Regions from separate parts of the Homo sapiens genome. Here region 1 is linked to region 2. A link is an interaction called in ENCODE POLR2A ChIA-PET data of the cell type or tissue named here. Cell type or tissue: MCF 10A. All regions are shown on one strand. Each heading gives the region's core, and the rest is flanking DNA. Links, peaks and the distances in the headings are about the cores only.

Evidence for each region. ChIA-PET counts read pairs that join two places held together with the same protein. Peaks named below come from ENCODE experiments on the same cell type or tissue, not always from the same donor. Only the 100,000 strongest peaks of a DNase experiment are listed, where the experiment ranks them.
Region 1: POLR2A ChIA-PET joins it to region 2 with 6 read pairs; 7 of 35 experiments call an interaction of 5 or more read pairs at or near these places.

Annotation. Positions count from the first base shown.
Region 1 is chr22:31,109,082-31,116,041 of GRCh38, reverse strand. The region is part of intron 1 of LOC105372995 (a long non-coding RNA gene); the gene reads left to right. LOC124905100 (a long non-coding RNA gene) reads right to left here. Exons shown (of 2, transcript XR_007068063.1): 2 at 5,590-6,063. It also overlaps the pseudogene RPS15AP37. Among named protein-coding and RNA genes, the nearest start is that of SELENOM, 5.0 kb to the right of the region's middle. In MCF 10A, for the core only: no CTCF peak of the experiment used is centred there; no DNase peak of the experiment used is centred there.
Region 2 is chr22:31,244,093-31,252,423 of GRCh38, reverse strand. The region is part of intron 2 of LIMK2 (LIM domain kinase 2); the gene reads right to left. Among named protein-coding and RNA genes, the nearest start is that of LIMK2, 36 kb to the right of the region's middle. RefSeq lists enhancers at 3,151-4,040, 4,041-4,931. In MCF 10A, for the core only: no CTCF peak of the experiment used is centred there; a DNase peak (open chromatin) is centred at 4,103.

The DNA.
Region 1 (6,960 bases), core at 91-5,090, 130 kb after region 2:
CCTCAGCCTCTGGGGTAGCTGGGACTACAGGCACTGCCATGCCTGGCTAGATTTTAAATATCTTTTTTTAGAGATGGGTTCTCACTATGTTGTCCAGGATAGTTTGGAACTCTTGGCCTCAAGTTATCCTCCTGCCTCAGCCTCCTGAGTAGCTGGGTTTATAGACACAAGCCACCACAACCAGCTCCCTTTATTGTTTAAGCCAGTTTAAATTGGGGTTTCTATGACTTGCAGCCCACAGCATCACAACTCCCAATTGATATTACCAGATTACTGTTTTTGTTGCTTTTTTCTTGCTATTTAATACCATAACCACGAACATTCTCCATGTCATTCCATCTATGCTGCATCTTTTTTTTTTTTTTTGAGATAGAGTCTCACTCGCCCAGGCTGGAGTGCAGTGGTGCGATCTCAGCTCACTGCAACCTCTGCCTCCTGGGTTCAGGCAATTCTCTTGCCTTAGCCTCCCAAGTAGCTGAGATTACAGGCAGCCATCACCATGCCCAGCTAATTTTTATATTTTTAGTAGAGATGGGGCTTCACCATATTGGCCAGGCTGCTCTCAAACTCCTGACCTCAGGTGATCCGCCCACCTCGGCCTCCCAAAGTGCCGGGATTACAGGCGTGAGCCACCCACGCCCAGCCTGCTGCATCATTTTTAACAATTGCATGGTTTTCCATCCTATGGAGGTACACTCATTAATTTAACTCATCCCCTGCTGTGACATGCTTAGGTTATATCCCCAGTTCTTCACCACGATAAATGGTATTCTAATAAACAAGCTTGACCTAACAATCCTCTCTCTGATGATTACTTTGGGGCTAATTCTGAAAAATGGAATTACTGGGTCAAAAAAAGTTTTTAGAGTTTTGATTTTGCCCTTCAGAAAGCCAGGGTGAATTCATACTTCCCCAGCAGTGAACAGAGTGTTAGAGATAGCTTACTGTGTGAATAGTCTGGACAAGACTAATCATATTGACTACATACTCATATTATATATATATATATATATATATATATATATATATATATATATATATATTTTTTTTTTTTTTTTTTTTTTTTTTTTTTTTTTTGAGACGGAGTCTTGCTCTATCACCCAGGCTGGAGTGCAGTGGCACAATCTTGGCTCACTGCAGCCTCTGCCTCCCGGGTTCAAGTGATTCTCCTGCTTCAGCCTCCCAAGTAGCTGGGATTATAGGCATGCACCACCATGCCTGGCTAATTTTTGTATTTTTAGTAGAGACGAGGTTTCACCATGTTGGCCAGGTGGCCTCGAACTTCTGACTCAAGTGATCTCCCTGCCTCAGCCTCCCAAAGTGCTGGGATTATTGGTATGAGCCACCATGCCCGGCCAAGCCTATTATTTTTATATCTTTACAATCAAGTTAGTAAAGGGGAAGTTAGCAGGGTGCAAACAAAAGACTCAGTGCAGACTTAACTTCTCTAGAAGGCACAGTAGGCTCAGTGTTTAGGGCCCACTATACTTTTAGGGGGTCCATGAAAGTGTTTTTTTTTTTTTTTGAGACGGAGTCTCGCTCTGTCACCCATGCTGGATGGAGTGCAGTGGCGTGATCTCGGCTCACTGCAAGCTCCGCCTCCCGGGTTCACGCCATTCTCCTGCCTCAGCCTCCCGAGTAGCTGGGACTACAGGTGCCCGCCACCACGCCTGGCTAATTTTTCGTATTTTTAGTAGAGACGGGGGGGTTTCACTGTGTTAGCCAGGATGGTCTCAATCTCCTGACCTTGTCATCCGCCCGCCTCGGTCTCCCAAAGTGCTGGGATTACAGGCGTGAGCCACCGCGCCTGGTCGAAAATGTTTTTAATATTCTTTAAAATTAGAAGGATACACTGGGAAGTTAAGGTTAAAAAAAAAAGGAAACATATACTAATAATAATGAATCCAGCCTAGATTATAGTTATCTTTTTACCAAAGCAATTGAAAATCAAATATATATAATATTTATGTATATTATGTATATTTAATGGAGGCATGTGTCCATATCCCAGCTACTCAGGAGGCTAAGGCAGGAGCATTGTTTGAGGCCAGGAGTTGAACACTAGCTGGGACAACACAGAAAGACCCTGTCTCTAAAAAAAAAAAGAAAAAAGAGGCCAGGCACAGTGGCTCATGCCTGTAACCCCAGCATTTTGGGAGGCGGAGGCGGGCGGATCACTTGAGGTTGAGACCAGCCTAACATGGTGAAATCCTGTCTCTACTAAAAATAAAAAAAATTATCCGGGCATGATGGCACGCTCCTGTAATCCCAGCTACACAGGAGGCTGAGACACGAGAATCGATTGAACCTAGGAGGTGGAGATTGCAGTGAGCCAAGATTGTGCCACTGCACTCCAGCCTGGGCGACAGAGCAAGACTCCGTCTCAAAATAAAAATAAAAATTAAAAAAAGAAAAAAGAAAGAAAACCCTAGGATCCATGAAAGTCATAATGCAGCCTTGGCTCGGTATTGAGAAGGAGTCCCTAGATTCAATGGGAAAAGAGGACAGTGACGAACTTGCTGTGTCTGTGGAAGAAAGCATGAAGAAGAGAACTGGCATCCTAATCTGGTGATCTGGTGATCCGTTCTCCTTTTTTTTTTTTTTTTTAATTGTAGGCATTTTATCTGCAAATGCATATTACCTCCTTAGAAAAAGAATTCCAGGATTTTACCTCCTGTGTGTTTTCGTCTTGCTTCTTTGTGATCCATGATGCCAGCTGAGGTTGTGAGTACAATGAAACCCAACTGGCAGGATGGGAGCAGATTATTCTGCCATTTTTCTAGATTTTTGAGTTGCACATCAAATCAGGGGCTGATTACTCCACACTTGTTTAACCTGCCTGTGAGGTTCACAGCAGTTTTCCTAGCTCTGTGATCATCAATGACTTCAACTTCACCAGTGTAACTATGCTTCATCACCACAGTTAGAAACCAGACGACGACATTATAAGAACCTGGTGTTTGCCTCTCTTTTGGCATTGTTGATGCTCTTGAGAGCATCAGCCGGGACATTCATGCACACCATTATGGCAGCACATGGCAGAAAGAGCTATCTGCTTATGTATGAGATTGAGAGGTGAAGCCAGCTGGACTTCCTGGGTGGAGTGGGGACTTGGAGAAATTTTCTGTCTAGCCAGAGGATTATAAATGCACCAATCAGCGCTCTGTGTCTAGCTGAAGAATTGTAAATGCACCAATCAGCACTCTGTAAAAATGCACCAATCAGTGCTCTGTGTCTAGATAGAGGATTGTAAATGCACCAATCAGCACTCTGTAAAATGGACCAATCAGCACTCTGTAAAATGGACCAATCAGCAGGATGTGGGCGGGGACAAATAAGGGACTAAAAGCTGGCCGCCACTGCCACCCTTCATCCCCAGCCAGCAGCCGGCAACCTGCTTGGGTGCCCTTCGGTGCTGTGGAAGCTTTGTCCTTTCGCTCTTCCCAATAAATCTTGCTGCTGCTCACTCTTTGGGTCCTCACCACCTTTAAGAGCTGCAACAGCCTGTAATCCCAGCACCTTGGGAGGCCAAGGTGGGCGGATTACGAGGTCAGGAGATCAAGACCACCCTGGCTAACACGGTGAAACCCCATCTCTACTAAAAATACAAAAAATTAGTTGGGCATGGTGGTGGGCATCTGTAGTCCCAGTTACTCGGGAGGCTGAGGCAAGAGAATGGCGTGAACCCAGGAGGCAGAGCTTGCAGTGACCTGAGATTGTGCCACTGCACTTCAACCTGGGGGCGACAGAGCGAGACTCCGTCTCAAAAAAAAAAAAAAAAAAAAAGAAAGAAAGAAAAGAAAAATAGAAAAAAGAGAGTTGTATCACTCACCGTGAAAGTCCGTGGCTTCATTCTTGAAGTCAGTGAGACCACTAACCCACTGGAAGGAAGAAACTCCAGACACATTTGAAGGAACAAACTCTGGACACACCATCCTTAAGAGCTGTAACACTCACAGTGAAGGTCCGCGGCTTCATTCTTGAAGTCAGTGAGACCACCAACCCACTGGAAGGAAGAAACTCCGGACTCTCAAGATGAGTGCAGAGACATGTTGGGTTCAAGTCCCAAATCCACAGTTCACTCATTTCACCTTTCTGAGCCTGTTTCCTAACCTGCAAAATGGAGTTCACGGGGTCTTTATGAGGTAAGGAAGGAACTGATAATGAAAGCTAACACTGTCCTAGTAGGTACTTTTTTTTTTTTTTTTTTTTGAGTCAGAGTCTCATTCTGTCGCCTGGCTGGAGTGCAGTGGCGCGATCTCGGGTCACTGCAACCTCCGCCTCCCAGGTTCAAGTGATTCTCCTGCGTCAGCCTCCCGAGTAGCTAGGATTACAGGCATGCACCACCACACCTGGGTAATTTTTTTGTATTTTTAGTAGAGACGGGGTTTCACCATGTTGGCCAGGATGGTCTTGATCTCTTGACTTCGTGATCTGCCCGCCTCAGTCTTTTTTTTTTTTTTTTTTTTTTGAGACAGTCTCACTGTGTCGCCCAGGCCGGAGTGCAGTGGTGCGATCTCGGCTCACTGCAACCTCCACCTCCCGGGTTGAAGCGATTCTCCTGCCTCAGCCTCTGGAGTAACTGGGACTACAGGTGCCCGCCACTATGTGCCCAGCTAAATTTTTTTTTTTTTTTTTGAGACAGAATTTTGCTCTTGTTCCCCAGGCTGGAGTGCAGTGGCGCCATCTTGGTTCACTGCAACCTCCGCCTCCGGGTTCAAGCAAATTTTCCTGCTTCAGCCTCCCGAGTAGCTGGGATTACAGACATGAGAATCATGCCTGGCTAAGTTTTGTATTTTTAGTAGAGGTGGGGGGTTTCACCATGTTGGTCAGGCTGGTCTCGAACTCCTGACCTCAGGTGATCCACCCACCTTGGCCTCCCAAAGTGCTGGGATTACAGGCATGAGCCACCATGCCCGTCCTGTATTAGGTACTGTTCTAATGAGCTTTATATGTGTTAACCCCTTTATCCTGCCAATCCCAACAGGGTACACAATATTGCATCACCACAATGTGTGCTCTGGGAAGTAAAAACCTTGATTGGAATTTTTGTCCAAAGAAATAAAAAGGCCAGGTGGAGTGGCTCACACCTGTAATTCTAGCACTTTGGGAGGCTGAGGCAGGAGGATCACTTGAGACCAGGAGTTTGAGACCAGCCTGGTCAGCAGCAAGACCCCGTAATCTACTGAATAAACAAACAGCGCAAACAGGGATTCCCTAGGGTTCGGTTTTCCTATCTCTTTTTTTCTACAACCAAATTGGTTTATTACAGGAATGCAAGGTTTAACATATGAAAATCAGTTCACATATTTTACCACATTTAATAAAATAAAGGAGAAAAACCACATGATCATCTCAATAGATGCAGGAAAACATTTGACAAAGTTCAACATCCATTCATGATAAAAGCTCTAAGAAAAATAGAAATAGAAAACTTTCTTTTACAAAAGGCACCAGTAACAAACCTACAGCAAACATGATCGTTTAAAGATGATATCTGGAAAAAGACAATTATCAGTTCCAGTCAACATTGTACCAGAGGCCCCAGACCGTAAAATTAAGACAGTGCAACGAAACAAAACCAAGGTATAAGGACCAGAAAGGAAGAAAACCACTTTTATTTCCAGATGATATAATATGCATATGTAGAAAATAAAAAAAAATATCCAGTTAAACTATTAGAGTAAGAAAATTCAGTAAGGTCACTGGCTGCAAGGTTAATATACAAAAATCAATTGTCTTCCTATATGCTACTACCAAGCAACTTGAAAATGAATATGTAAAAACAATAGAGTTTGTAATGCTATAAAAAATTAAATACCTAGGAGTAAATCTAATGAAAGATATGCAAGATATTTATTCTAAAAACCACAAAATATTATTGAAGGAAATTAAAGAAGACCTATAGAAATGGAGGGACTTACTATGTTCGTGGAAGAAAAGTCACAATAATGTAAAGCTGTAGAGTCTCCCCACATTGATTTCCCCAGTGGGAATCTGAAATCCTGATAGAAATTTGGAAGGTTTTTCTGTGGAGGTTGACGAGCTGGCCCTAAATTGTACCTGGAAGTGTGAAAGGCCAAGTATAGTCAAGACAACCTTCAAGAAGAACAAAGCTAGACTGCGATGGCTTACTGAGGCTGTGGGATCACACATGGCCCTCACCACAGGAAAATGTAGGCCACAGGCCAGGCATGGTCGCTCATGCCTGTAATCCCAGTACTTTGGGAGGCCAAGGCAGGAGGATCACTTGAGCCCAGGAGTTTGCGACCAGCTTGGTCAACATGGTGAAACCTCGTCTCTACTAAAAAGACAAAAAATTAGCCGGGTGTGGTGGCCGACGCCTGTAATCCCAGCTACTTAGGAGGCTGAGGCAAGAGAATCGCTTGAACCTGGGAGGCAGAGGTTGCAGTGAGTCCGGATCATGCCACTGGACATGAGAGTGTCCAGCCTGGACAATGAGAGTGAAACTCCGTCTCAAAAAAAAAAAAAAAAAATCAGCTGGGCATGATGGTGCATGCCTGTAGTCCCAGCTACTCAGGAGGCTGAGGTGGGAGGATTGCTTGAGCCTGGGAGGTTCAGGCTGTGATTGAGCCACTGCACTCCAGCCTGGGCAACAGAGCAAGACTCTGTCTCAAAAAAAAAAAAAAAATAGCCAGCCCAGCAGCTCACACCTGTAATCCCAGGACTTTGGGAGGCCAAGGCGGGTGGATGACTTGAGGTTAGGAGTTCGAGACCAGCCTGGCCAAGATGATGAAACCCCCATATTTACTAAAAATACAAAATTAGCTGGGCGTGGTGGTGGGCACCTGTAATCCCAGCTACTTGGGAGGCTGAGGCAGAAGAATCGCTTGAACCTGGGAGGTGGAGGTTGCAGTGAGCTGAGATCGTGCCACTGCACTCCAGCCTGGCTGACAGAGCAAGACTCTGTCTCAAAAAAACAAACAAACAAAAAAACAA
Region 2 (8,331 bases), core at 1,597-6,596:
ACTACAGGTGCACACCACCATGCCTGGCTAATTTTTTATTTTTTGTAGAGACAGGGTCTCCCTATGTTGCCCAGGCTGGTCTTAAACTCCTGGACTCAGGTGATCCTCCAGCCTTGGCCTCCCAAAGTGCTGGGATTACAGGAAGGAGCCACCAAGCCCAGCTGAAATCAATTGATTCTAATAGATTTCTAATAATTAGGAAATAGTTACTGTGCATCTAGGATGTGTAAGAACAAGCAGGCAAGGTGCTGTGCTGAGAGAAGCCAAGTGAGATAAGATAGAGGCCCAGCCCTCACTTACATCCAAATTCTTCAGACAAAAATGTTTACAGGTAAATTCTCAACCTTATGGGGTAAAAGAACCAGTCATTATTGCAGTGGATTTACACATGTTAAAGCATAAGCCCTCCCATGTCCTGAGGAAGGCCTGGCTGGATGGTCATCCCTTAACCTCCCAGTGAACAGCCAGTTGTAGAGAAGCTTCTTTCAGCCCCTAGCCTCTGAATTGAGTGGGCTGAAGGAGAGAATGGGAAGCTCCCTCCACCACAGCCTGAGGGCACCTGGAGAGCACCACAACTGGGGATGCCAACTTTTCCCCAGGGCCCAGAAGGGCAGATATGACAGGGGCCTAGAGAGACTCTGTTCCATAAGAGCTCAGTCAAAAATCCCTTTATTACTCCTCCTTCCTGCAGATCCTATAGACTGAAACAGTCTGCCAATTAAGCTGTAATTATTATGGAATATGTTATTGTTGTTTTAAAAAATTAACCAAACACATAATGAAGCCTACGAACAGCAAGAAATAAGTGTTGCTAGAGTGCACTGATTCAGTTCCAACCAAAAACCAGGAAGACTGTAGTTTCAAGTATTTTGTGTAGTTGTACTGCAGTTAAAGACAGGGCCTCCATTATTTGGCAAATAATGGAAAAGAGCTTGTGTGCCTCTGAGGAGCCACATAAGTTGCAGAGCTGGGAACCATTCACCTGATCCAAGTCCTTCATTTTTCAGATAAGGAAAAGAGTCCCAGAGGACCTAAGGCACCTGCCAAAGGTTACTGTGAAGCTGGGCAGAGTTATGCATAATTTTTTCCCTTTAAACATGGATTGCTTTGGAACACAAAGGTTCATTTGTTTTCTTCAAGAGATAATGTGTAAACCCAAGCTCATTAAATCAGTATTGGACATTAAGTGAAATTCTATAAAAAGAAAAATGCTTTAAAGATGTCCGACAAAAGCCACTCCCTAATTTACCTCTTTTGTAAATTCCAATTTGAGGTATTTTCTTACTTGGAAGCACAGTGGTAATTGCAGCTCACTTCTCACGCTAGTGTGGTAGGAAAGACAGTGCATTCTCTGCTGAGTATGTATGGCCTGTCAGGCAGGGGTGTATGGGACACAGAAGTTGTATTCTTCATTCCCTTGCTCCCTCTTCCTCCCTCACATGTCACGCCTGATCATGTCCCCATGGAATCTGGTTGCGTCACTTTCCTTGCAACCACAGCCCCAGAACTCCCATAGACTTTGTACTCCCCCAGAGGCCTAGGGTCAAGAACTTAATTTGTTTCACAGAATCCAGCAAGGACCCTGTTCAGGAGCCCAAGAAGTCTAGCTTCTACTTTCTGCCAAGGATGAAACTGAGGCCCAAAGAGGAGCCCTTGAGGATATCCTATAATAAAAGAGGGAGGGGCTAATGGCAGAAACAGCTTTCTGACCAGGTAGTGATGTGGTAACGGATACCTGGGAGAGCAGAGGGTCTGGGTGGTCCCTCCCTGGGGGGAAAGAGCCCTGTGTGGCAGCTATCTCTTCAGAAGTGACTTCAGGAATGTGGCCTCTTATTTGGGGAAGGGAAGAATGTCTACGAAAGTCAGTCAGTACCCCCCAGACTCTAGCTGGGCAAACGGAGCTTGGGGGTAGGGGCAAGAAGATCAGGTTCTCCAGAAAGCCTGGGACAGAACAAGACAAACGGCAGGTGGACTTGGGTGGCATTAGTGGTCTGGCCCTTAAAGGTTCAGGTTGAGAGTTCACTATCTGCTCTAGCTTCTCCTCTTCCTGAGAAGTTGTGTCCTCCCTGGCTTCCCTGCCTCTCCAAGGGTAAAAGGGGTATAGTTCCTGGCTCCTAAAGGAACAACCCTTCTCCTAAGCTGCCTTCCCAGGATTAAGAGAAATTAATGAGGACCTGAAATGTGGCTACTTCAACACTTGGCATCTTAATTCCACATGTAAAAGCTTTCTCCTAAACTCAAGATCAATTTCCATTGGCTCTTTAGAAAACAATCTCAGCCACACCTTCAACAAGTCAGGCAAACTATCCCTTTTTTTACTCTCTGCTAGGAGAGGAAAACAAACCTGAGAATTTCCTCTCCACTAGGAGAAGAAAACAAACCTGCAGCCCCCTGAAGGATGAGAGAAAGTCAGGAAGACAGAAAAAGCTGCCCAGTGAGGCTCCATATGTTAACTCTGTTGAAACTGGTTGCCTCATCTGTAAAATGGGGATATATAATCTCTTTAGGCTGTTGAGAGATTAAAGGATAAAGTGTCTAGCAGGGCGCTTGGTAGAGTCAGCATTGAGGACCAGTTCCCTTCCCCCTTCCCCCTGTCCAGACACTTCCCAGCAATCTACCAGGGTCCGGTCATTCCACAAAACCACATGGTGCACTGCTTTTCTGCCCAGGGCCTGGCCACCTGACTAGTATCCCGGCAGCAAGATCTGGGCACTGGACCTAGCTTAGAGAAGCCAGAAGGGAAAAGTCGACCAGGACCACTGGTGAGGGGGAGGCAGCCTTTTTGGAACAACAGGCTGCTCCCAAAGAATGAAAACAAACCCCACCCTAGCCTGGAATGGCTCCATTCAGAAGGGACCCAGAGGGCCAGAAACCCCCTGGGGAGTTTCTATGGGAGGTGGAGTGGGGCAATGAGCAAAGAAAGCCAGGTTAGAGGTAGAGTTTCCACATCTCCCTCTGAGAAGCCCCACAGAGAGAGGCTCGTGGAGGTACTTAGGCCTAGGGACTGAGGAGGTGTGGGGGCTGGCCCAGCAGCTCAGGAACACTCTAAAGCCCATTGCTCCAGTCTTAGAAGCACTCGCCCAGGTCTTTCCCCAGCAACTACATTCACCTGGGAGCTCAGAAGCCCTTCAAGGCCAGAGGCAAATGTGCCTGCCATTAAGAGAACAAACGTTTATAAGGTGCCTACTGTGTACCAGGCTACCCACACCCAGGACTTGCCAGTTTCCACAGTTTGGCAAAACCTGCCCATCCTGCTTGTTGGGACAAATTCCTGGGCAGGCAGCATGGCCCGCAGGTAAGACATGTGAGAGCTGGAAACAGCACTCTATTTGGGCTATTCCCCCCGGAAGCAGTAACATCTACAATGGGCAGGTCAGTGGCATCTTTTGGAGGCTCCTTCAGGTTTGTCTGGGATAGAAGGGGAGCTGGAGCTCCCTAAGAAGTTCCTTCTGGGTATATCCCTCCCCTCACCACTTCCAGGACATAATGGGGGTACCTCACAAGGCCGATTCTCCTTGGGTATAACCTCCGCTGGCTTCTGCCCGGCAGAACCGATGGTAAAGGACTAAGTGAGAAGGAGATTTAGGGAGACCACCCTCCTCTCAGGACCAGGGGCCAGGAGAGATGGAGAGGGGAACTCGGAGACCAACTCACCGAAACAGGTCTCTGGAGGTGAAGTAAGCCGGGACTGACAAGTAACTCCCCATCTTCTTCCCACACCAGATAGACAGGCTCAGCTGCAAATCCGTCTGTGACTGCCTCAGGCCGGCTGTAGATGGCCACCATGACAGGCCCGGGGCTCCCGGCACCTCTGGCTGCAGGCAGGCTGCCCTGAGCTCACCTCTCCCTCCGGAGCAGCTGCGGGAGCCTGAGGACTCCAGGCCACTTGGCCCCCAGCAGATTCCCACAGGGGCTCATGGCTGGGATGGCTCCTCCCTAGTTCTCAGAAGCTCAGGCGGCCCCTCTGGACTCCGAGAAAACGACCTCTCTGTGGAGGCTACACACACACTGGCATTCTTGAGCAGGGGCCGGTGACTAGCTAAGAAAGAAGCGCTGCTGTCAAGTTAGCCTTCTTCTTCAGTCCCACCCCTGAATGAGGGAGGGAGGGAGGAAGAGGAGGGGCTCCCGCAGAACCGAGGTGTGTGGTTGGAGCAGCTGTTAGGAAACAGACCTTGCAGGCAAGGGGTGGAGCTGGGCTGGATCGAGGCTGCAGGCAGGCGCTGCAGACAATAACTGGGACCAATTGAGCGTCCATCCTGAGCTCAGGGAAGGGCAAGGCAGGATAGAGTGTGAACATATCTGGCCCCAGATGTCCTCAAGCAGAGGAGCTGCCTACAGGACAGTAATTCTGCTTGGAGGTGGAAAAAAAAAAAAAGCAGAGGATGCCAGGTCCAGGAAGAGCCACACCAGACGGGGGGACCTCTGGTAGGAGAGACAGGTCCAGAGAGCCATCCTAGCTCTGAGCTGCCATCTGTTCTGTCCTGGCACTAGGGCTCCCATTCATTCCCTCCCTCTGCCTGTCCTGGGGACAGCCTCAAGAGCTGACCAATGGGAGGTGCCACTTCCACTCCAGGGCAGGGCTGTGTTGCAAATAAGGAAACAAGGCCCAGAGTATTAACCTACACCTGATGTGTCTCCATGTGGCAAACACTATATGCACTCTTTTATTTCTCTGAGACAGGAATTATTCCCACTCTACAGACAAGAAAAGTGAGGTACAGAGAGATTAGGTAACTCACTCAAGGTCAAAAAGGGAGTCAGTGGCAGGGCTGGAATTTAAATGTAGGCTCATGTGACTCTAGAGCTGGAGCTCTCCCACTACCAGGCTTCATTCTGGCTCTTTAAGGAGAAAAATCTTTTCCAAAGCTCTCTGCAAATAGGATGGAGCCCAGGTTACTCTCATTCACTCACTATTCACTGAGTGTTCACATGCAGAACACCATCCATTGGCCTCAGTGGACAGTGGAGCTTCTTCTACTTGTCCTGTGATAACCATGCTTTTCAAACTGAAAAATGGGGCATGAGGGAGAAAAAGGCCTGGGGTGCCAAAAGGGATTGATAAGCCTAGGTATCTGGAATGGGAGCCCACCTGAACAGCCCCCAGTTGTGACGATGACCAAACCAGAGCCTACCATGTAGAAAGCCCTTGTCTCCCTGCCTGCAGGATTGTAAAGGAAAAAGCAAGGCTGCTGGAGGAAACCAGAACACTCAGATCTCACTACTGGATTTGGGGCAGTGACATCAGCTCTCCCTTACCAGGCACACACCGCTCACCATTGTAAAGAGCCAGAAGTCACCGTGCAGCTTCTATCTCTTACTGTGAACCATGGCAGGAAAGTCTGATAAAGATGGTAGATGGGGTTACAAGGGAGCCTTTTCCCATTCCACCAACTGGACACAGGGACAACAATGCATGTGATAAGAGCACATGGGTTTGAATACTGTTAAGAAGCTACCATTTATTGAGCAGTTAATATCTTCTAGGCCCTGTGTTAAGTGCTTAGCATTTATTATCCATCATGTTTAAATTGCCAGTAAAAGGAGGAAACGTCATCAGCCTCATTTAACAGATTAGGAAATAGGTTCTGAGGGGTTATGTCACTATTCTCAAGACAAATAGCTGATAAGTGGTGAGGGTGTTTTTTTTTTTTGTTTTTTTTTTTTTGAGTCAGGGTCTCTCTCTGTCACTCAGGCTGGAGTGCGGTGATGCCATCATGGCTCACTACAATCTTGACCTCGACCTTCTGGACTCAAGTGATCCTCTCACCTCAGCCTCCAGAGTAGCTGGGACTACAGATGCGTGCCATCACACCCAGCTGTGAGGCTGAGTTTCAAACCTGGTACATATGGCTCTAGAGCACAGGTCAAGGCACTTTTTCTGTAAAGGGCCAGAGAGCAAATATCTTAGGCTCTGCAGGCCATACAGACTGTCGTGGCCACTCAATTGTGTCATTATAGGGCAAAAGCAGCCATATATAAAACATAAACTAAGGGACATGGCTATGTTCCAACAGATATTTACTTATGGAAAGATTTTTTTCTTTTTTTTTTTTTTCTTTTGAGATTCAGTCTCACACTGTTGCCCTGGCTAAAGTGCAGTGGTATAAACATGGTTCATTGTAGTCTCAACCACCTAAGCTCAAGTGATCCTCCTACCTAAGCCTCCAGTGCATCCTGGGACCACACGTGCTGGCCACCATACCCAGCGTGTGTGTGTGTGTGTGTGTGTGTGTGTGTGTGCGTGCGTGCGTGTGTCGGAGTCTCGCTCTGTTGCCCAGGCTGCAGTGTAGTGTCGCGATCTTGGCTCACTGCAACCTCCGCCTCCCAGGTTCAAGCAATTCTCTTGTCTCAGCCTCCCAAGTAGCTGGGACTACAGGCGCATGCCACCATGCTCGGCTAATTTTTGTGTTTTTAGTACAGACAGGGTTTCACCATATTGGTCAGGCTGGTCTTGAACTCCTGACCTCAGGTGATCCACTTGCCTCGGCCTCCCAAAGTGCTGAGATTATAGGTGTGAGCCACTGCGCCCGGCCCTGGCTTATTTTTTTTTATTTTTTGTAGAGACAGGGTCTCACTTTGTTGCCCAGGCTGGGACACTGATATTTGAGTTTCATGTAATTTCCACATGTCACAAAGCATTCTTTTGCTTTTTTTCCCCTAACCATTAAAAATCACAGGTCATATAGGCCAGGCATAGTGGCTCATGCCTATAATCCCAGCATTCGAGAGGCCAAGGAGGGAGGACTGCTTGAAGCCAGAAGTTTGAGACCAGCCTGGGTAACAAACCAAGACCCTATCTCTACTAAAAAAATCAGTCAATCAGGCCAGTCATGGTGGCTCACGCCTGTAATCCCAGCACTTTGGAAGGCTGAGGCGGGCAGATCACCTGAGGTTGGAAGTTCGAGACTAGCCTGACCAACATGGAGAAACCCTGTCTCTACTAAAAATACAAAAATTAGCCAGGCGTGGTGGCACATGCCTGTAATCCCAGCTACTCGAGAGGCTGAGACAGGAGAATCGCTTGAACCCAGGAGGCAGAGGTTGCGGTGAGCTGAGTTCGTGCCATTGCATTCCAGCCTGGGCAACAAGAGTGAAACTCTGTCTCAAAAAGAAAAAAAAAATCAATCAATCACAGGCCGTATTAAAATAGGCAATGGGCCATAGCTTGCCGGCCTCTGTTCTAGAACCACAGAGCTCAACCACTCTGTTTACTACCTCTAATAGTGAAGAACAGCTCTTGGTGTTTGTGCAGAGCTCAGCCATATCTATCTATCTATACCACGAAGACACCACACTCTAGCCCCAGAGGCAGCCAGAAGAAGGAAGCACTGAACAGGTGCTCACCCTGTATTAAACATTGCTTGCAGCACTACTTGTATGAATGAATTTTAACCCCCACTATTCCACAGTGCTGTGATTTTTCTCTTTACAGATAAAGCAACTGAGGTACAGGGAGGTTAAATCACTTGCCTGAGGTCACTCAGCTGTAAATGTGAGAAGTGAAGCCAGGATTTGAACCCAGACTAGACATTATAGACAACGTTCTACCATGCTATACCAAAGCTCAGCCTGGGCCCAGAGCCAGACTGTCTGGGTTTGAATGCGACAATGCACTGCATGTAAGCCCTTGGCACAAAGTCTGGGACACATTAAAGGTTGATAAATGTTAGCCATTAATATCATTAAGACTATTGTTACAACTACTGTGGGCTAGCTATGTGGCCTTTAGCAAGTCACTCTCTCTGTCTGGGCCTTGGTTAGGTCTCTAAATAGCTCCCAGCATCAACATTTTTCACCCCTATGAGGTTGCAGAGGGCTCTCTATTTTCCTTGGGTCTCAAGTTGAGTTTAAACTCTTGAGCAGGAGGTCAGGATCCTAGCCGAGGGGACACACAAGGGCCACAGAGGAGGTGAGGTGGGCTGGAAGTGGGGAAATAACATACGGGATACTGAAAGGGCTGCCCAGCTGGAGAGCTGGGAGCAATCTTTCTCCCAGCCACACAGACAACTATTTCTCACCAAAAATCTATTATGTTCCCCTGTAATTCAATCAGGCAAGAAGGGGGCCCCAAATTAAGTCTGGGACTAGCAAATTATCTTTTAATTGTACCCTCTGATTTCCATGTGATGAACACAGTACTAATGGAAGAATATGCAAGCCACAAAGAGACTGAGGCCAGGGAGCCTATGAGCATAACTCCTCTTGACATTTCACACAGCTCTGCTGTTCCAGCGGCGACGGGCTCAGTGAGTCGGTGTCTAGGAATGTGAGCAGGAGGCTGCAGGCGCTCTCCTCTCCCCCTACTCCTCTTACAAAGGACTTGGTGGGTGG